Regions from separate parts of the Mus musculus genome. Here region 2 is linked to region 1. Evidence: chromatin loops called from intact Hi-C (ENCODE). Cell type or tissue: heart. All regions are shown on one strand. Links, peaks and the distances in the headings refer to the core of each region. The heading gives the core; the rest is flanking DNA. Region 1 has its middle 71 kb from the start of Gm51859. Region 2 has its middle 150 kb from the start of Gm12159.

Evidence for each region. Hi-C counts contacts between places; a loop is a spot of excess contacts. Peaks named below come from ENCODE experiments on the same cell type or tissue, not always from the same donor. Only the 100,000 strongest peaks of a DNase experiment are listed, where the experiment ranks them.
Region 2: it touches region 1 in a loop (2.3-fold over the local background); 2 of 42 quality-filtered maps call a loop at or near these places.

The regions. Positions count from the first base shown.
Region 1 is chr11:45,012,095-45,023,218 of GRCm38, reverse strand. No RefSeq gene overlaps it. Among named protein-coding and RNA genes, the nearest start is that of Gm51859, 71 kb to the left of the region's middle. In heart, for the core only: no CTCF peak of the experiment used is centred there; a DNase peak (open chromatin) is centred at 5,498.
Region 2 is chr11:45,259,298-45,270,421 of GRCm38, reverse strand. No RefSeq gene overlaps it. Among named protein-coding and RNA genes, the nearest start is that of Gm12159, 150 kb to the right of the region's middle. In heart, for the core only: no CTCF peak of the experiment used is centred there; DNase peaks (open chromatin) are centred at 4,881 and 6,281.

The sequences.
Region 1 (11,124 bases), core at 1,445-9,444:
GAGTGGTGAAAAATGTGAGCGTTGGAATCAGAGCCACTTCTGTGCTTAGCTAACAGCTCCTCGGCCTTATGCAAATTAAAGAACTTCTGGGTCTCCTGGTCCTCATGTGTGAACTGTTTTAGTCTTGTTAAGAGGTGTAGATGAACGCATGTGTGCAAAACACCTCGCACGTAGTAAATATTAATGCTTCCTTTACTTGTTTTATTATTCGTCTTCTGTTTCCGCCAGAGCCCCATTCCCTCTAAGGAAAAAAGATGTGTAGAAAGCTGCTCAGAATATGAAGAGGGATGGACAGAGGTGGTAAGTCATTGGCTGAGAGGGACCTTGTGTTTGCCTCACTGAAGGTGCAGAGCAGTGGAAAGGAGGAACAGGAAACTTCAAAATAAATTGTTTTTTATAATTTATATATACTGTATTTTTAAAGTTTAAGCCTGCTCAGAGATCATGAATATATAGGGACACAGATGACTGGTAGATAGATGGATCGGAAGGTAGGTGGGTAGATAGGTAGATAGACATGTAGATATGGAAATAGACAAGTAAATTGACAGGTAGGTAGACGAATGAAAGATGAGAGATAGATAGTAGATGAAGGATAAGTGAATTGATACAGGATAGATGCTAGAGATGGAAAGATGATTGAAAAATTAGATTTGGGTTGATACATGATAGATGATGAGTAGTTGATAGACAATAGATATAGGAATAGATGATAGATGTAGTTAAATATAGATGATAGGTAGAGAGATAGACATGATAGATAAATAGTTGATAGAGTATAACTTGATGATAGTTATAGTGATAAATAATAGATATAGATGCTAGACAGGCAGACAGGCAGATGAGTGCTGGCAAGAATCCTGGCTTTTGCTACTGTCTAACACTTTCTTGTGATGCTTCCAGGGAATTCTGTGTGGACAACAGTGGGCATATCCTTATGGTGTCAGAGGTCAAGGAGTTATAGAGTAAAGACAGTAGATTATAGTCACAGCATGAATCAGGAGATGAACTTGAGTTTCAGGCAGAGCAGCTTGTCTTGGCACTGGTTCTCAGTGGCATCTCTTCTCTATGTGTTTCTGGGGCTTCTTTGTAGGTGTTTTCCTTCTATCCATCTGTAGGTTTTATCCAATGGCTTTAGGTTCTTTTACTGGCCATATCATCCATAAATCAAGCTCTTTAATAGCTCAATAAAACCATAAGATTTGAGATTTTAAAAAGTGATTGCAGTACCCAGATGCTAATGAGACACATATATCTGAAACAACTGATTTAAAAAAGAAAACAGTGGAAAAAAAGGTCCCAGCATAACACATAGAGTGGCTGGCTAATTTACCACACTGTGAAGCATTCTACAGAACAAAAATGTCAGGCCCATATATTTTCCCATGAGTCACCGAGACACAAATAGAGTGAGCAAAACAGGGTACTTGATTGGATCTTCCATTAGGATCCCTCTGTCTGCCAGGTTATCACCAACAAACGCACTGACCTAGCAGGTCAAATGCCTCCACTATATTTCTAGAGCATGCTTTGTAGTCAATAATAAATAAATCCTAAGGTGTGTGATTACATAATGATAGCCACATTCACTCACCTGTCTATCAGAGAAGCCATATTTGAGTTTCAGCTCCCATCCCCTGGGCCTGTGAGGTACAAGCTAGAGTGTTTGCTTGTTGTGTTTAAACTTCCTGGCATCCCTGGGCTAAGTGCACTGGGGTAGAACTAGTCCCCACTGCTTAGTGATCCATTAGCTAATGGGTATGATCCTGTTAGCTTTCTATTTATCCCCTAAGCCATTAAGGTTCACCTGCTGTGTCTGTCAGGGCTCTACTTGACCAAAAATGATGGCTGAAATAAAATAAATGTCAAACTATGTATGATCTAAATGATATTATTTAAGACATAATTTGTTTCGTGGAAAGGTGAAGGTGTTACAAATTGTTACAAATGACACGTGGGATCCCAGACATCATATGCAAAGCACACTCTGATGTGGTGGTTGTTGGAGGAGTAAGGCTTCGAGATCCACCTTCCCAGTGCCCTGGTATCAGCTAATAGTGTCTGCCTGGGACTCTTGGAAATTGGTCATACAATTCTTGATCCACTTTTCAATGGATTCTTTATAATCTTTAAATAAAAATCCCTAGCTACTGGGAGAAGAGATGAGAGAGAGAGAAAGAGAGAGAGAGTAGTGAGAAGAATAAATATGAGCAATGAATGTGTGTGTGCTTGTGTGTGTGTGTGTGTGTTTAAATGTCATAATAGAACCCATTTATTTGTCTGCTAACAAAAAAATTTAAAAGCCAGCAAGCAAACACTCACCACCCCCAGTCTACAGAAGGCTGACTGGGGGTTTGAGTTGTGCCGGCCAGCTGACCTCATCTTTTACTGCTGGCTCAGATATTCTGTCATACGGGTCCTTGATATGTGATACTCATCCTCTGGAATATTCTCTTCACCCAATGCATCTTTCCAGTATCAGCTGGAACTCCATTTTTTCCCTTTGAGGGAGCCCCTACTGTTCCTCCACACCCGGGTAGGTCTTTAGCTCATTGTCCTTTTGGCTCCCTGCCTTCCAGAGTCCCATGCATGACCAAAGTTGTGTCTGCCTCTCTAGCTAGATGATGCTTCCTTGAAGGAAAAAAACAAGTCTGAGTTTTTCCCACCACGCCTCTCCACCACCCATCACATCTTACTGCAAAGGTGAAGGAAATTATTTTTGTCTTGAGAGACCCAAAATATAGAAGGAAATTTAGGTACAAAGTGTCCAGAAAAATCATTAGGTACTTCTTGGATGTTACTCCTTACAGCTGAGGAGACCCCATCAATCCTTATCACATTAGTAATCATTAACTTGACCTATATTGATAGCCTTAGCAGCAATATATACTTAAGAAGTCTTCCTTGGATTGGTGCTCAATGAGCAACTGTTTTCGTAAAGTGGGTCCTTAGATAAGGATATTACACAACTCCTGGCTCATTCCTCTGGGGGTCTTGTGTCTCTTTATGCTGTCCCCTTATTACATCTGCAGGGGCAGAGGAAGGATTCAGCAGACTCGACAGATGAGCAACTGTCTCGTCCTCTTTTGCACGGACAGAAATTGGAATCATTCTGATTTCGTTTCTACATCTCCAGTACTCCCACTCTTTTCTAGGCCAGGATGGTCTCATATTTTTCAATACAGCTCTCAGAAAACATGTCGGGTATCTGCCTTGACCTATGGATATCATTCTATGTTATTAGGAGACAGTTTAACACTGTGCTCATTTGGCAAAAATAACCACGGGGGAGGGGGTCTCCCTAGGGCCTGTGACCTATCTGACAATCCACTGGTCCTTGATCCTGGTCACTGTTTCGGGTATGGTTTCCAACTTGTGGGCATTCTATATGTTAAAAAACATAGTATGGTTCTTAAGAAAAAAAGAAAGAAAGAAAGAAAGAAAGAAAGGAAGGAAGGAAGGAAGGAAGGAAGGAAGAAACCTCTTTTCTCTAGACACAATGGTGATTTTAAAACTTTTATGACTGTGTTTGAGCACATATGTGTACCAATAAGTATATAAACATCCATATGGAAGCCCACCTCATGTCATTCCACAATTGCCATTCACTTTTTTCCCTTAAAATAGTCTCTCATTGGCTCTAAACCTTCTAAGTAGCCTGGGCTATAAGCCCAGTGATCCTCCTCTCTCTGCCTCCTTAGCATTTGATTACAAGTAAGCTTCATTACACTGTGTTTTCTCATGTGGGCTCTGAAGATCAAACTCTGTTGTGCTTACAAGGCAAGCATTATACTACCTGGGTTATCTTGCAAGCTCCAAAGCCTTGTGACATGCCATTTCCAAATAGCCTCCCGTTCTTCAGATACATGTTTGCTTTTATATATGCCAGCAGCAACATGTGATAAAACATATCATCTCCAATTCATAATACATACCACAGTTTCCTAACACTCTATTGTGATTTCTCTATCCGCTACCACTCGATTTTAAAGCAAAACGTTTCATACAAGGGCGGAAGAGATGGCTTATTCGTTAAGAACACTTGCTGCTTTCATAGATGATCCCTGCCCCGTAGTGACTCACAGCCACCTGTAATTCCAGTTCAAGGTGGATCTGACACTCTCTTGTGGCCTTCTTGGACATCAAGGTGTCTTGTGGTGTGCATTATATGCAGGCAACAGTTATACACCTAAAATAAAAATAAATGAATCTTTAAAATGCCTTTCTACATTTTTTTCCAAGTGGACCTAGTTGTAGTTTTCTTTGCTCATCTAAATGGCTCTTGCTTTATAAAAGCATCCCATAGCACAGTGGCTTACTACAACATTGAGTGTTAGTTAATCTGCAGGGTATGAGGTCTGAGAAATAGCAGATCAGCAAGGGTGGCTGGGTAACTGTTTTAGACAAAAGACGTAAAGAGTTCATCTCCTGGACTATAGGTTTGGATCTGCTCCATGTGTAGGTGTTTCAAGAAGCTTCCTGGAAGTTGCTTTACCCATGGGTCATTCCTTGAACATAAGATGTAAGACAAATGTCAAAGATCGGACTCTGGCCTCTGTGCTTGCATAGTATCCCCTAAGCTCCAGAGATGATCTCAAGCCATCTAGCCAACCCTAACACAGCTGTCTGCCACTGCAGCAAAATGTCTGAGGTGAAAACTTTGGAGGAAAAAAAATTGGCTCATGATTATGAAGGTTTCAGTGGTTTCTTGGCCTGGTAACTATTGACATGAGACAAAGCAGAGCATCATAGCAGAGAGTCTGTGGTAGAGAAAGGCTGTCCATCTCAGAGCAGCCAAGAAGCATGGAGAAGGTTCTGGGGCAAAAGACATCCTTCAAAGGTAAATTTAGTGGCCTACAGTCTCCCTCTAGGCCTGGGAGCTCCCGAACACATTCAGCTACAAATTTAAAAATAGGTCAACCCACCCATGAATATCTTACAATTCAGTCACCTCTTACTATCATTTAGTACTTACCACTGGGTGGGGAATCATGCTCTCCACACATGAATACATGCATACATACACACACACACACTTTTTTTCATCACACTATGAGCCCTGAGATTGTGTTATTTACTGAAAAGCACCTGTTTCTAGTTGTGATGTGACTCAGCCCTTGGCATACACCTTTAATCCCTCTGGCTAGAATACAGACACACCCTTAGTTTATACCTTTAATTCCAAATAGTGAAGGTAAAATTAGTTTTTAGAAGGAAGCAGCCATGTTTAAAAAAATGATATCTAATTGGGTGTCAGACAGAGTGATGAATCAAAGAAAGATTTGACAGAATAGGATCTGCCCAATTCTCACAAGAAGAGAGGGGAAAGGAAGCTGATTAAGAGAGTGTGGTGCAGAAGAAGGAGGCATCTTTACTAGGAGAGTTTTACAGAAACAGGTTGAAGAGAGAACAAGATAGACACAGGTGAAAACAGAATACGCCAAAGAATGAGATGGAGCCAGATTAGAACAGATGTCCAGAGTTAGAGGCCAAGCAGAGAAAAAAGTCAGAGGCCAAGAACGCAACCAGATTGAATCAGTCAGCTTGTAGAGAAGTTTGAGCCAGAACAGCTTTGTTGACCAGTCATCCAGAAGCCAGAAAGAGCTAGGAAGGGGTGAGCTTATTCAGTAGCAAATCTCAGAGGCTGAAAACATTCTAGGCCTAGATAACATTGTACAGAGGCTAGGAACGTCCATAACTAGGCCTAGGCTAGCAAAATGAAACAGTAAGCCTTTGATGTGGCAATTACTACAAGACAATAAAAGTTATTTTTACGTGTGTGTGTGTGTGTGTGTGTGTGTGTGTGTGTGTGTGTGTGAGATGTCTTGGCACTTTCTCTCACCAGGCTCTTCACAACATGGAGTTGATGTATATTTATTTATTTCCTTTAGTTCCTGATTATCTCTTCCTCCATGACAACGAGCTCCTAGGATTACTCTATTCACTAAACTATTTGGATGAGTCAGTTGATAAATAAATGGTAGGTTATTTCAAGAATTTTTTTCACCTGGAATGCAAACTATGGGTCCCCTCATCTGCTTCATCCTGGCCATCTCATAAATGTATTAATCACATCTAAATTTACTCTAAAATAATTTCACTGAATCCTGCAATATTGGTATTTTTTTCCAACTAGGATAGTGCTAGTAGGATTATACTCTAAGGGCCATTTATCAAAAGCAAAAACAAAAACAAAGTCTGTTTCTTCTTCTCCTTGTATTCCTGAGTTGTTTGATTCTCACCCAATTCTTCTTTCTACCTTTGGCAGGAGTAATGAGTCCTCACTCGATAAACGATAAACGTATGGCCCGAGTCAGCACCCCCAGCATGTGCCAGTTTCTAAATGAGTCCCTTCATTTCCTGACTTTGATAGCCTGGTATCCTCATTGACGCTAAGCAGTATAGTGATATAATAAGATAGGAAAGTGGTCTGGAGATGTAGTGGGAAGAACTGTTTGCTTTTGCTTCTGATGAGTGTCAGCCATAGTTTACCTTTGGAAATCTAGCTAGACAATGTTGTGAAGTTTTCTCTTGTTAAGTAAAAACTGAGACTTAGGGATGGTCCAATGGTCTCCAAGGATGGTTTTCCTTTGGGCTTTATGAAGCAGAAAGGACTTGCAAGTTCAGTGTCTTTAATTTAAGATGTTTATTATGCTGGTAGATTATAATAGCAAGAAACAGGAAATAATTTAATTTAACATCCATTATATATGTGATGCTTTATACATATACAATGTCTAATATGGTCAAGATGACTAATGTGTGCTGGGTAATGAGCTTATTTGTGAATCGTTTAACATCATCCTGCACATTTTTGAACACAAATACCATCAGTTTCTTTTAAATAACTAAAGGTTAAGAATTTGAGTGATTTCTTGTTAAAGCCAACATTAGAATGTGTATATATCTATATTTAATACAGTATATACATAAAGATGTGTGTATATGTGTGTGTGTGTGTGTGTGTGTTTAAGCCTTCAAGTTCCAATGGGGACTTTGTGGGTTTATATGGTGATGTGAGTACTTCCTTTTCATCTGAAGTCACTGAACCTTTACCAGATGGCCCCAATGAGAACTGAACATGCATACTTTCATAGTGAATATTATCGGCCCATCTATTTGGATAAACCGTTTCTAAAGTCACTTGGCGGCTAACTTTGCTCTTTTAATTTGCCGTGTTTTCTTCATATCTTTTCTCATATGTGACAAGAAGAGGTCATGCTCATGACTTTCTCTTTTTGCTCTTAAAGAACAGGTCAACTTCTCCACTTAGCTAGATCCTGTACATCCTTCTCTAGGGTCTTTCCCAATGAGTCTGTCTGCCCCTCCCTTCCATGTACCACCCCACCCCACCCCAACTTGCCAGATCTAGCCTGGGTTCCATATCTAGTGCCCTGATCTAGTCTGTCCACCTCTGCCTGTGTCTCAGCCAACCTCTAAGCTTCTTCTAAAACACACCTGCCTGCCCCCACAACCCACAGGCTTCTCCCATGCCACAATCTACCTAGCTATCCAGCAAGATGTATTCCCACACTCCAGGCTTAGACTAGGACGCACATCCTACACACCAACTTCTTCCCCTCTGTCCATATTACTTACTTCCACCTAAGACATTTTCAACCTCCAATACCAGCACATCCTCTCTTCTGTCATAGCATGCTCTGCTCATATCAGATGCAGAACTAAGAACTCCACATCCTGAGATCTCATAAAAAAATAAAAAGATTAAAGATTAAGGTAATATTTGTACTGTAAAACATGTAGAAATGTTTGCTGAGAGTTGCCAAGATGAACCTGAGATCATATAATTTAAAAGAATAATTATAAATTTTATCGAAGAATTCAAAGAGCTTGAATAAGACGCAAAGAAACAGCTCAATGAAATTAAGGAGAAAAAAATAAAGGAGAATAGATGCCAGAGTGATTCCCAGGAAAGACAAAGCCCAAAAGAAATGGATGACTTTCTAGATTCTGCCAAACCACCAAAAGTTAAACAAAAGAAAAAGTAAAAAGAAAAACCTAAAAAGACCCATAACAAAGAAGGTTATTAAACTAATAATGAAAAGCCTTCCAATTAAAACTGTCCAGGCCAAGATGGATCCACAACAGAATTTTATTAGATTTTCAAAGATTTATAGCCAGTCTTTCTTAAACTATTTTTAAAAAGATAGAAGCAGGAGAACACACTTCAACATAATAAAAGCAACATATGAGGAATCTACAGCCAACGTCATCCTAAATGGAGAAAAGCTTGAAGCAATTCTACTGACGTCAGAGATGAGACAGAGATGGCCACCCTCCCCACTCCTTTTCAATAATGTACTGGAGGCACTAGTTGGAGCAATAAGGCAAAAGAAAGTTAAAGGGTTGCAAATAGGAAAAGAAGTCATCAAACTCTCCCTACTTATAGATGACATATTATACATTAGTGATCCCCAAAATTCTACTAAGGACACTTCTAGAAATGCTAAACAAAGCCAACAGTGTGAGAGAGCACAGAATCAACATACACACATGAATAGCCTCTCTACACACAACAACAAACATATAGAGAAAGAGATCATGGTGCGAAAAACTAAGAAACTGAAGAGGAACCATTGCCACCCCCAGGAGGTACAACAGAAAAGGAGAATAAAAGAGTATAGTGACCTGAAGAGGACAATTGGAAAAACAGGGAACTTTAATTAGAGATGCAGGAAAAGATAAGTACAGAAGGAGAAGGGGGCACTTCCAGTAAGGGTGGCTGGAAAAAAGTTAAGAATCATTGACTGTCTAAAAATACGTGTAATACACCATTTTATGCATAAATGAGAATATATAGTTTAAATAATTTTTGATCTCTGGGATGCTAATGCTTTCTCCAAGAGCCAAAGACAAACTAACAAAAATCCCAATAGCAGGTTTAAAAAAAAAAAAGCCTTCTTTTGAGTTGTTGGTCAAGAGACCCTCAAAACATTATAGGTTGTTACTGTTGTCCTTGATTGCCCTTTCAGAGGTAGAACATAAGTCCCTATTTTTGAAGATGCAATGCAATTCAGGTACAGAACCAGAGGCCCTTGAGCTTGAAAGCTCCCTCTCTGGGGACGAGCTTTCATGGTACCAGAAAGTGCCATGCAAGCTTCCAAAATGATGCAAACAACAGTTCTACCCAGCTATGATGCCCGTAAACCACCACAGCTAGAATGGCGTGTTAACTCAGCGTGTGCAACAGTGGTGCACATGCCTTGGTGGTAACCAACAACTCTCTAATTGGACTCAGTACCCACTCAACATGAAGGATATGCCTGGTACTGGAATACTAATCAATTTACCCTAGGCTGGTAAAGCCACGGATCTTAGTGGAGAACCTACAACGCCTACTTTATTAAACCAGCATAATCCCTAACTATATCCTAAATATTTGTCATTAAATCCACAACTGCAATTGGTACTCCACATCAAAGAAAGTTCTCTTCTCAACAGATGGAGACCATTCCAGAAATCTACAACCAATCAAACTGCACACTACAGAGTCCAGTCCCAAAGGATACATCTATAATACCACTCCTGCACCTAAGGTTCAGGGACCATTTTGGAGAAGACAGAAAAATGTTAAGAGCCAGAGGATCATAGAGTTTGCTGTGTGTGAGATTGTGTCTCCTAAGAATGTCAGAAGCTATACCCATAATGTCTTACCTACATGACTGTCTAAACATGTGCTGAACTAGGACAACATGCTAACATACACGGGAGAAGTCCCACTCCTATACAAAGAGTGACAAGCAACTAAAGAATGGTAAGAGTTGGAAAAACAATCTTCCCCAGGGAAGAACACTCTAATTGGTTATTCAATACCCTATGGTATTCTCCATGTATGTCTATGTGTGTGTGTGTGTGTGTGTGTGTGTGTGTGTGTGTGTGTGAGTGTGTGTTTATATAGACTCTGCAGCCATACATATATATATATATATATATATATATATATATATATATATATATATATATATATATTTCAATATATTCTTGCCATGGTTCCTGCTTCCTTGTCTCTTCCAAATCCTCCTCCTTATTACCCCGATCATCCATTTCCACACCATTTCCATACCTTCTTTCTCTCACCCTTTAGAAAGCAAACAGGAAAACAAACAAACAAAACAAAAAAACTATTTCTCTGGTCCCTCCATCCACCCACAATATTTTGCTAGTATATAAAGGATAATTTGGAAAGTAATTTTTACCAGCCTTGGGTATTTGATGTTCAATGTAGTTGAATTTGCTTAATAACTATAAGACATTTATGCTAAATTACTATTAGAAGAATGCTTTAATAACAAGATCACTGGACCAGAGAGAAGAAGAATAGCCATCAAGATCTAGGAAAAAAATTAAAGAAAATAATAAAGCTAATAGATAAGTAAATACAGACAGAAAGAATAAGTCAAATGTTATTAAAAGTTGAATATTAAGAGTCTGTTTCCCTCTGTTGTCCTGCCACAGGAGATCATGTTTGATTAGCACAATGTCTCCCCCTTTCCCTTCTCTGCTAAAGGGGAAGGAGCTTTGCTGCCAGAAGGGATGTCATGAAGAACCAAGCAGTGAATAAGAGTGAAGAAGGAAGAAGTTAGCAATAAAAACACCTGAAGAACAGAAAGAGGGCTTTCGCCACGTGGAATAAAGAAACAAAGATGGGGAGCAAGGGGACCAATAACAAAGAATTAATTATCAGTATTAATTATTAGCACTAATCGGTATTGAAGCAGAATTGGGTTCTTTTTAATAGCCATTGGAGGATATAAGCAAGACATTTGATTGCTGCTTCATTAAGTTTGGCTATTGAGCTTGCTAGTGGAGTCTGTGTAGACTTGGTGCCACAGATTCACTCAGACATGTTGGGATCCAGTGGCATTTGTTACAGTGTGTGCTGTGACTCTTTGAGTCATTGCTGTGTCTCCCCTAGGCAGCTGTGAGAGAGATGTGTGAGTCAACATGATATCATCATATCCCTAGCTCTCAGCTTGAAGAGGTGTCTAATCTATGGTTCATGGAGGGCCACATGCCCGCCCCCAGAATAGCAAAATTGCTACCCTTCACAAAATCAAAAACTTCCTTAAAATATGAGATTATTTTTGTACTGATGTGTGGGTG
Region 2 (11,124 bases), core at 2,025-10,024, 250 kb before region 1:
GATTAGTCATAGCCCTCATCATCTAGCCATCACTCAATGATCAGATCCAATAACTGGTGACCTGGCACACAGGCTTTTAGGAAGACTATATCAAAGCAGAATGTGGCTGAAGATATATCTCAGTAGTCAAAGTGCTTGATTTGCAAGTACAATCTCAAGAACCTACAAAGAACAGGCTGGGTATGCCAGTATGTGCTTACAATCCTAACTCCTGGGAGACAAAGACGAGGATCCCTGTGGCTTGCTCATCAACCAATCTAGTCTACTTTATGAGTTCCAGGGTGGTGAGAGATCCTGGTTTCTCGAAATGAAGGTGATGGAATCTGAGGACCACAGAGGTTATCATCTGGCTTCCATGTGAGCATAGCCACACACACACACACACACACACACACACACACACACACACACACACACACCAAATAAATAATTTTTAAAACACAGGTGAAATGTGTCTAGAAAGTAGGGAGTGGTAGGCTCTAGGTGCCTCCCTTTGCTGTTACTTTGAGAGGTATGGAGATCTGCTTGTTGATTTCTCTCTTTTGATTTTGCTAAACTCTCCCATTTCTTAATCTCTTCCTTCACAACAATCCTGAATAACTTATTCTTCCTGTAGAAGTCTGAACATTTTCTGAACCTTTAGGCTCTTGGATTTCATTCTCACACTAGGTGGGAGGCACCAGTTTCATGTTCCATGTGTTTGATTGACCATGGAGATGTTCTCTGCGATGTTAAACATGGTTTCATGAGAATCAACAGGACCCAGAATTTTGTGATTAGATACTTGGGAGAAATAGTGAGTTAAATAAGTTTAGTGAGTTCTCAGCTACAGGACTGGCTAGAATTACTGATATGCTATTGCACAGTGTAAGCCTCAAAGATGTAAACAGAGCATTCTCATTTTTATAAACTTCCTTAGCCACACAAAGCCACTGCTACAGGAAGCCAGGAAAGGAACCAATGTCCTGGAGCAGCTTTGAAGAGCAGTTAGCTGGTTACATTCTATGGTGGCAGGCTGTCATCTAACGCTTCGGAATGGTCCACATCTCATCCGTGAAATGATAGAGTTGGCCTGCTGCCCGAAAACTGTTAATAGTACCACAGGGCTCTGTCCTTGGCCTTGAACATGTTTTAATTGTTATCAGGGATCCTTATGAAGGAAAAAGTGTCAATCATCCCATGGAAAGATGACGCAGGGCTAAGAAGGGTGGCTAATGGATCAAGGCTTAAACTTACCTTTATGTGTAAAACTGTTGGGCCAAATAGTCTACAGAGAGTGTGAGAAGGATGACTACATGGCTGTGTTTGTACTTCCAGGAAATTTATTTTTAACATATAATATGTGAAATTATAGGCTTGGTGGCAATTTATGTACATGTATGTTCTCTGAAGAGCTAAAGACCACAGCCCAAGAGGAGCCATTAGGGAACAGGAGACTAGTCCTCTCTTAAACTAATTCCAGTGAGGCTTCCTCAACAGAGGCGATTTGGTCTGGGAATCTGTTGGTTCCACATGAGCTGTCTCTTCCCCTTGCAACCTTAATTTTGCACATGTTTGAATACTAACCAAATACTGGCTTCATAAATGTTATATCTCTCGTTTGATGTAGTGTCCTCAGGAGATGCTTGAGGGACTTTTGTTATAAACATACCCAATTTACAGATGAGGACACTGAGGCTCAGCGATCTTACCACATTGAAGAGTCCACATTTGAGACCAGAGAGAATGCCTCAGAAACCTGAATATTCTTTTCTTTTTTCACTTATCATGTGTGAGCATGTGTATATGTGTGCACACAGGTGTATGTATACATGGATGTGTGTGTATGTTTGTATGTGTGCTGTCTGTATCTATGGATACTCACGGTTTTGCATGTGTGTGGGTACACATGTGTGTTAGTGTGCATGCATATGCATGCGGAGGTCAGATGTTGAGAATCATTTCTAGATCATTCTTCTGCCATATGAATTGATAAAGGGTCTCTCAATCAAACCGGGAGTCACTGACACACGTAGTCTCACTAGCATATTCCACAGATTGTTTGAGACTTGAATTGCAAGTGAGCCACCATACTTACGTAACAATTGACTTGGATTCTGGGGACATGAACACTGGTTCTCTAATTCACTTACCAAGCACTTTAACCACTAACCTACTTCCCCAGCACCAGAAGCCTGTGTTATGCATAATTCTTCCAGCATCGCCAGAGATATGGTTCTCATGATGCTTGGAGATTTGGAGGGTTGATTGTTAGGAGAGGGAGCCCTGAGAAAGCATGTTACATTCCGTGGGAGAGAAGCGTTCCTTTTGAAGAGAAACCAGTTCATGCTAAGGACACACGATTGAGTGGAAGTGGAAATGGCCCTTGGAAGTGAGAGAGTGAGAGATTTCGATTTAACCACAGGAAAGGCCTTCTTGGGGTGGGGCGAATCCAAGACAGAACTAGAAAGCTCTGTAAGCAGCTCACTAGGCGGCGCCTTCTCTTGTTTCTCTAGATCTGTAAGCAGAAGTCAAACAACAATAGACAAAGCCGATCTAGCCAGCAGTGTCTAGCTAGGTAATCAGGCTTGACAGATACCAGGGTTTCGTCTGTCCCAGCCTTTCAAGTGCTGGGATTGGAGGTGTCCACCACCTACCTAGCTCCAAGGAAGAACTTATAAAAGTCAGACAGAACCAGAGGTGATCCTCTACAAAAGAATATCTGAATGTGTAAATTCTGCTTTTGTGGCTCTTGTTACTTTTAAAATACCACCCACTTTAGAATTGAGGAAGTTATGTGTACCACTGCCCATTGCTTTAAAGACATGGCCTATAATACTTAATGGTGGTCAGGATACAAGGCAGTTTAGCTGACTCTTGAGGAAGAAGAAGAAAACTTGAAATCGGAGGAGGAGAAAGTGGGCAAAGAACTGTAAGTGAAGGTGTTACCCAATGAAAATGAAAGGTGGAACCCTACAGGTGAGCTGGTTCTCACTGGCACCTTAAAATACCTTCCTGGTGTTAATGGCTACTGAAGTACACGAGGGTTTTAGTGCCCTCGTGAGAATGCCTTGTGAGTCACTGAAGGAACAAGAGGCCTCTAAATTTACTCCAGATAAATTCCCCTGGAAAAGAAATCGTGAGAAACCTAAGCTCATCAGATTCTTGCCTTCAGAAGCCATTTTCAGAATAACCATCGATGAGAGAACTTCCAGAAGGGGCTAGAGGAGAAAGCATTTGCACTCAGCATCTTGCTTTAAGGTGATAAATAAGTGGATCTTTATTATTTGTTTTTATTCTTCTCCATTTGTATGACGTGCATATACATGAGTGTGTGTCTTTGTATATGTAGATGTGGATGTGTAAGTGCCACAATGAGTGTGGCGATCAGAGGACAACCTTGGGTGTCTGTCCTCTTTCTTCGCCTTGTTTGAGACAGGGTCTCCTGTTCACCACTGTACATCAGGCTAGTTGGCCCATGGACTTCTAGGATCCTTGGCCCCATTTTCCCATAGGAATGGTATGATTACAGGCGCATGCTGCCCTATGGCATCTAGCTCTGTATGGGTTGTGGAGATAGGAGCCCAGGTCTTCATGATTTCGTGACCAGCTCTGCTTCTTCTGCCCCATTTCTCTAGCCTCAACTCATTGCTTCAGAAACAGTCTCTTCCTTCATAGTATGCTTAAATCTTGTGTTAATTTATGGGACACTTAGAAAAGGTTTTACATGTTGTGCCAAGAAGTCGGTTATGACTAAAGGTAGCGCCATCTCATATAAGAGTCCTGGACCTGAAGTGTCCACAGGAATGAGGTACCTAGGAGAGGGTGACCTCTGGCCCCTGGCACGAGGAGGGAGACCTGGGATGGCTTATGCGGAGGTAATGCTCACAATTCCAGCAGGCATTGCTCCGGCAGACAAGAGAAAACAGTAAAACTCTCAGAGGAAGTGCGTGGTGGGCTGAATACCACAGAGGCCAACAGTGTACTTTCCACCTCTTCAAAGATCGATGGTTCTTCTCGGCTATAACTCTAAGGAACACTGGGCGATGCTGGTGGGTGGAAGAAACTCATGGCATCAGATGAGACATTCTTTGTAACAACAGTGTTATTCTTATTTTTTTAAAGTCTTCTTTAATCTTTCTGATTATGTGAAAAACAGTGTCTTAGATTCATGCTGGCCTGTACAATACAAACTTTAAATATCTTTTTTTAAAGTCAGGAACCATCCCAGTTAATGTTCCGGCCTCTCAGTCAGTTGCTCTCCAAAGTGAGGAAGATGGTGGGGGCTTCTTCCTAGAGCAGTGGCAATCAGCACTGCATAGAAGACCTGGCACTGGCTCAGATCTCAGCGAGTCTCACTAGTTTGGTTTTCGCATCTATCGTCTTCCCAGGCAGCCAACATTTCTCTGGCTCCTGTTCAGTAAGAAGGTTTTGTTTCAGTTGCATTTATTTTATGATCACCGTTCAGCTTCTACGTATTGTTTCTACATACTCTTTCTTTTGGCAGCTAGACTTATGAAAGGGAAGGGTAATAAAAGCGGAACATAGGGAAGGTGAATGTGATTGAACACAGTCAGGGGAAACGCACACCCATTTGATCTCTCGGGGTCTCTGCAGTTCTAAGTGTCAGTGATTGCAGGGATGAGGGAGAGAGAGAGAGAGAGAGAGGCCACAGAAGATAGCAGATTTACTCAAGGTCACGAGGCTCATTAGTGGCAGAGCTCGGAGGGGATCCAGCACCTCCAGATGCGCAGGCTCACGTTCTCTCCAGAACTTGTTCATAGTCCAGAGCCCCAGGACTCTTGTCAGCTAGGAGAGCCTTCTCTCGCCCCAGCCCTGGGCTCAGAATGCGAGGCTGCAGAGAACTTTGCCCACAGTCAACTATGATCCCTGTCCCCAAACCAACCATTGCTTGCTGTTTCATACAGCCCCGCTTCATTCTCCAGTGCTCCGATGCCATGTTCGGTGCTGGGAATTTGGGTGGGCCCAGAGTGCCTTTAGTATTACTGCTATAATTCAAAACATCCAAATTATTATTTTCTCCATGAGACGAAGCCAGGGGAACACTGTTAAGTGGAGAGAAAAGTGTTTGTTACGCTGGGCGTTCCAACAAAATGTCCTCCTTTGCCATTAAATCATAGCACTTCTAAATGAAAAGATATTTTGCAAACTTTGGCAATGACTGAAATTTGGACATGATACAGACACCCTCCCCCCCCCCTTTCCATTTTGTGCTTTTTCTCCATGTGGTCTCAAGAAATACTATTTGCTGGCTTAACTTTCCTTGTTTCTCTTTCCTCACGACCCAAGTTGTCCATTCTCCCCAAAGACCTCAGCTTGGTTTTCTGCCCACAAGTTATCATTTTAATAAATAGTGAGGCTGATAAGTAGAGGCCAGAGAGAATAGCCTTGTACCCAAATGCATTGTTTCTCAGAACCTCTCTTTCTTTAGAATTAATCATAAACACATTTATGGAAAGGAATGTGCATATTACCATGAAGCCCCTAAAGAGAATATTAATGAGGGTGTATTGACAAGACAATTAAATCTGTGTGGGCTGAAGGTGATCAATATTATCAATGAAAAATAATAATCTCCCAAACCATAAAATCCTCTGCTGAACTCTTGTGTTCAGTTGTATGCCCTTAGTGTGAAAACTCTTCTTGTGTACGTATGTGTATGTATGTGTGTGTGTATGTATGTATGTGTACATGTAAGTGTAGCATACATGTGTTAATGCATGAGTGTATGAGTATGTGTGGATATGGAGGCCAGAGAAGGAAGCTTGCTATCCTATCGCTTTTTACCTTATTTCTTTGAGACATGTCTCCCACTGAACCTGAAGCTTGCTGTTTCAAAAAGTCATGTGCCCAGTGATCTCCCAGGATCCTCTTGTTTCCTTCTCCCCAAAGAATAGCATTACAGATATGCCCAGCCATGGTTGGCTTTTGCATGGGTCACAGGGGACTGGAAGTCAGGCCCTCATGTTTGTGCATCAAATGATTTTACTGACTGAGCCATCTCCTCAGGCCCTGCTTTGTGAACAATTTCATCAAGCACTTCTCCATTTCTAATTAGCCTCCGATGTCACAAAGAATCTCTTGGTGGAATTGATGCTTCTCAGGCCCCGGCTTCTCTCTTCTCCTCTCCTCCCTGGACAAAGCATGAACAATTCCAGAGTGTGGCTGCCACACCCTCAGCTCCACTGTTGGAGCTCAAAAGCTAGGATTAGCAGCTGGGGAAATCCATTGACAGGCCTGGGATGTGTCTGGGCCCACAGCTGGGCTGCTCTTGTACAAGACCCGAGGGACATGGAACAGTAGATTGCAAATCAAAAACTCCCTCAGCAGCCTGGCTCACATTATGAACAATTCTCTCTGGTGGATCAAGAGGCAGGAGGCAGGAGGCAGGAGTTGAGTTGCTCTCCAGCCAGATCATGCATGCCTCATCTCTCAGTGGCCTTGGACATGCCTCTCTGAAAGCTAGGCTCTTAGGTCCCTCCTTTCTTCTGGTTGTTTTTTGTTGTTTGTTTTGTTTGTTAGAAGGCTTTTTGGGTTTTGAGGGGAGGTTTATTTTATTTTATTTTTTAAATTTTTGCAAGCTCCCCTTCCTTAAACAATGACCTAGACCTCTAACTCACCTTTGGGATATTGAACTCAGAACTCAGGGTCTGGCAACAGAAATCAAGAGGCATCATTCTGTGTTCCATGGCTTAGAAACAGGTGGTCCTCCTCAATCAAGCATCTTGGGCTTCCTTCCTTCATTTATGGAATGCTTATAAGCGCCTTTGTAGGAACTCTCTGTGTGCAAGATATACAAGTAACCCAGCCCTCATGTGGCTTCCATTCTCGGGGTGTGGAATAGTTTCATGTTTTTCAAGGCCCAGTAAAGCTATAAACTCACATTCCTTTACAAAACAACAACAACAGTGTGTTGGGCATATAGTTCACTGGTAGAACCCTAGCCTTACATTTGTGAGGTACTGGGTTCAATCCCCATCACTGCCTGCACCTCTCCTCAGTCATCGCACAAAACTTTGCACAAACATTTTGTGCAGATGAGATAGCTTAGTGGGTCAGACAGCATGTGTTCAGTTCCTAGGATCTACTTGAAGGTAGAAGGCAAGAGCTAAATTCACGAATGTATCTTTATTTTCATATGCATGCATGATGCACAGGTGAGCATGCAAGCAAAACATGCACACATTAGTGACAATAAAACAGTTTTAGTCAAAACAATTTTAACACAGTGACAGCAGAGTACTCTATGATGCATGGCTGCCTTCTCTACGTAGGGTCCAGAGTGGACTGTTTAGACTACTCCACCCACAAGTCTCGACCAGGTTTGGGAAATGGAGAGTCAATGTGTGTTCATTGGAAGGAAGGAAAAATGGGGTAGTGGCATGAAATAAGTAAGCTTCCTGCAAGTCTGGCAAGAGATTTTTCTTTTATGATTCAAGGGTCAAGAGAGAATTTTTCTAGGACGTAAGTAACCACTGTGCATCATACATTGTTGAGTGATCAGGTATTGGCTTTTTGAGTTTGGAGTAGTAAGATAGTGGTTTATACAGTGGAGTCAGCATATGTGCAGATTCTAAAGGAATCCTAGACCTGGAAAAAAAAATAAAGATACCTTTCCAAATTAACATGAATAGAATTACATCCTGTGATTGCATCCCACAACTTCCTGAAAAGCCTCTGACTACCTAAGCAAATAAAACTAAGCATGCTTCAGGAAAGCAGAAATTGGGACAAGTTACAGACACCAATTATCCTGCAAGGATCGGTTCATCTGGATGGAGAGACAGACCCATGCAAAAATGGATGGAGTTGTTGATTTCTTCTCGTGATTCACATGGACTGTACATATGGCTTAGAATGCACGGACTGCAGATAGCTGAGCTGTTCCAAGGTTCCTGAATTTCATCCCATCTGCCTGCTTGGCCGGCCTCTTCTTTCACCCCTGTTCAAATGCTTCCTTTGCATCCAAAAGTAATGAAAAGGGAGAGGAGGCTCTGACAGCGAATTCTGTTAACTTCATTGCTGGAAAAAATTACCAAGAACATGATTCCCAGTTCCAAACCCAGTGACGGGGAGGGAAAGTTGAGTGAACGTTCTGGCATACGATGTCCTGGGATTTTATGAAAAAAAAAAATCTTGTAGTCTTTGGAAATAAAACTTGACTGAGTAATCACAGTACATGGGAAAGGATCTGTTCTCAAGGTGACTATTTTACAACAGGGACTGTTTCGGGGCTAATGTGTTTAACAACTGATACACCTCATCAGCGTGAGCTGGCCTCATGTGTAGAACAGTTGCTGGAGGAAAAGTCAAAGCTGGATGTGAGTCTCCTCACTGCCCTTAGGTCCACTTCCCAGCCTCCTGAGCCTCAGTTTCCCATTTGGGATACAGTGGAGGCAGTGATCAATCAACCATGGATGGTTCGAAATGAGCTCAAATGAACGACATTCATAAAAGCACTTCTAAACTGCAGATCTGTTCTCAACGGCAGTAGTCTTCAACATCCTTGCTGATGCTATTGTTATTCACTTCTATCCCTCCATGAGCATGCTGGGAAACAAACACTGAGCCTGGATGGAGGAGACACTGCAGGTTGAGCCCTCCGATTATTCTCTCTTAGGGGGAAGTAGATAAAGTACAAAATTTTGCCTGGCAGTGATGGTCGAGGGCAGCTGAATCCTGTCACAGAAAATTTAGAGGCCCTCCCCTTTTTCATTTCCCTCCATGAACTTCTGCCTGTAGTAATAAAAACCCCCATGTTCCTGTCTGTGTCGCTTCATCTTAGGAGGCTGACTTTTATATGAATCTTTGTCCCCGTGTGGGGCAGCTGAGTATTATTTCGGCCTCATCTTACCGATAAAGCAAGGGAAGTGTGTGACATTAAATGATTTGCCCAGGTCACCTAGAAAGTCAGTGATGGAGTCTTCAAGAGAAAGACTTCTTCATTCCCTATCCAGCCACCAGAGGAGCCAGCAAAGTGAGGGAGAGGCCAGTATTAACCACTAATCACTTGCCATAACCTCCTTCCAATCCTGTTTGTATGTATGTATTATCTTTCTCTCAGTCTCTCTGTCTCTGTTTCTCTCTCTGTCTCTGTTTCTCTCTCTTTCCCCCCCCCCTCTCTCTCTGTGTGTGTGTGTGTGTGTGTGCATTTTTCTGTGTAAGTGTGGTCAGTTACATGTCATAGCACACACATGCAGGTCTTGGATGTTTGCCTTCACCTCCTGCCTTGTTTGAGGCAGGGTCTGTTTGTTGTTCCAGGCTATGTGCACCTACAGGCATTCCCTAGTCTCTGCCTCCCACCTTCCACCTTGCCATAGCACTGGGAATGCCAGTATGTGCTATGACACCAGAGTTTTACATGGGCTCTGAGACTTCAAACTTAATATTCTGCTTGCACAGCAGCAAGTATCTTACTCACTGAATCACCTCCTCTGGCTTGGTTTGTTTTTAACTGTATAGCTGGCTTTTCTGTAAGGCTACATAATAATACATCATCAGAATGTAGAGATTATAAGCATTCTTCTATGAGCAAAATTTACTAAATCCAGGAGCCGGGAAACAGCAGGGGACACTGAACAATGTTGACAATGACCATATCTCTGTGGAGCAGGATTAGAAGACTCTAGAAGAAAGATTTGTTCTGGGAGCATTTAACCCTTGGCTCTGAATCTCAGGATGGCCTCTTAGCACCTGAGCTACTTAAAGCAAGTTCTCTGAATCTCTCTCACTCTCAAGATGGGAGGTTAAGTGTCTACTGCAAGATACTTGTGAGAATTCCACGAGTCTACACAAGCACGTACTAATGTGAGCATACACAGGAGGTAGGGAAGTGGAGCTTTCATTTTGGCCATAGGGTAGCATAGCAGTGCAGTAGACAGCATTTCCACATTTCCTGTATTTGAGCCAGTCAGTAATCATGAGGTTCTTGGCTGTGAGACTGAGGACACAGGCTACCCAGGGTTCTCTCTCTCTCTCTCTCTCTCTCTCTCTCTCTCTCTCTCTCTCTGTGTGTGTGTGTGTGTGTGTGTGTGTAATAAGTTCTGTATCATATTTACAGGTAATTGTTAATTTCTTCTTAAAGGGAGGATATTATTTTGTTGACTTCTGAAAAGAGGACAGACATATAACAGATTATGCCTCAGACAGTATGCTCCTCAGTATACAACTCTGGAAGGCTGGATGCTTGCTGCTGTCGTGACTATTTCCGTTTTCTGTTTGGCTTTCAGTCATCTGATGGAAGTCACCCTCAACCCCATTCCCTAGTCTTTCCCCTAGTTTATTTAGAATCCATATACATTATTAGCAAACTGATGAACATTGTTGATAAATGATTGAATGAAAGACTAAGAGGAGTTGGGGTGCAGGATATTAGGTTTAAGCTGGGGTTCTAGAGACTGAGTACATTTGAGGTTCTTGTCTGTCTCCACGTGGCATATATGAGTGTACAGGTTCATGTGTGTCTGTGTATGCACATCCATCTATGGGGTGTGTGGAAGTTAGAGATTAATACCAAGTGTCTTCTTTAATCACATGCCTACGTATGTTTTGAGACATGGTCTCTTATTGAACCCAGAGCTCAATGATTTGGCTAGGTTCTCTGGACACAGTAAGCTCTGGAGACCATTCTGTCTCTGCCTTCTCAGTGCTGAGATTATTGACTGATGCTGCCAAGCCCAGATTTCTACATGAGTACTGGGGATGTGAATACTGGTACTTATGCTTGCACAGCAAGTATTTTATAGATCAGAGTATCTCAGCTCTCTCCATCTCTTTTTATAGATATCCTACATGTATGAGGAACAACCTCGATCTTACAGAACCATGTGCTCATCCATTAGGCTAGCATAGCATCAACTTCTCTCTGAGTAGATGATGGATTTTAGATGTGAGTTACCCATGGAGGCATGAGTCTGCACACTTGCACATCGCATTCTGATGGGGAAAATAAAACAGATAACTAGCAGATATACCATGTGCCAGAAGGTTCCAAGTCCTGGGAAGGAAAAGGAAGCCAGATTCAAAAGGTCAGAGACAGAGTACAGTTTCAGACTGGATCATCAGGGACCATAGGTAAAGGGGAATTGAGCAGAGATTGAAGGGAAAAGCTGAACCTGTGCCTAG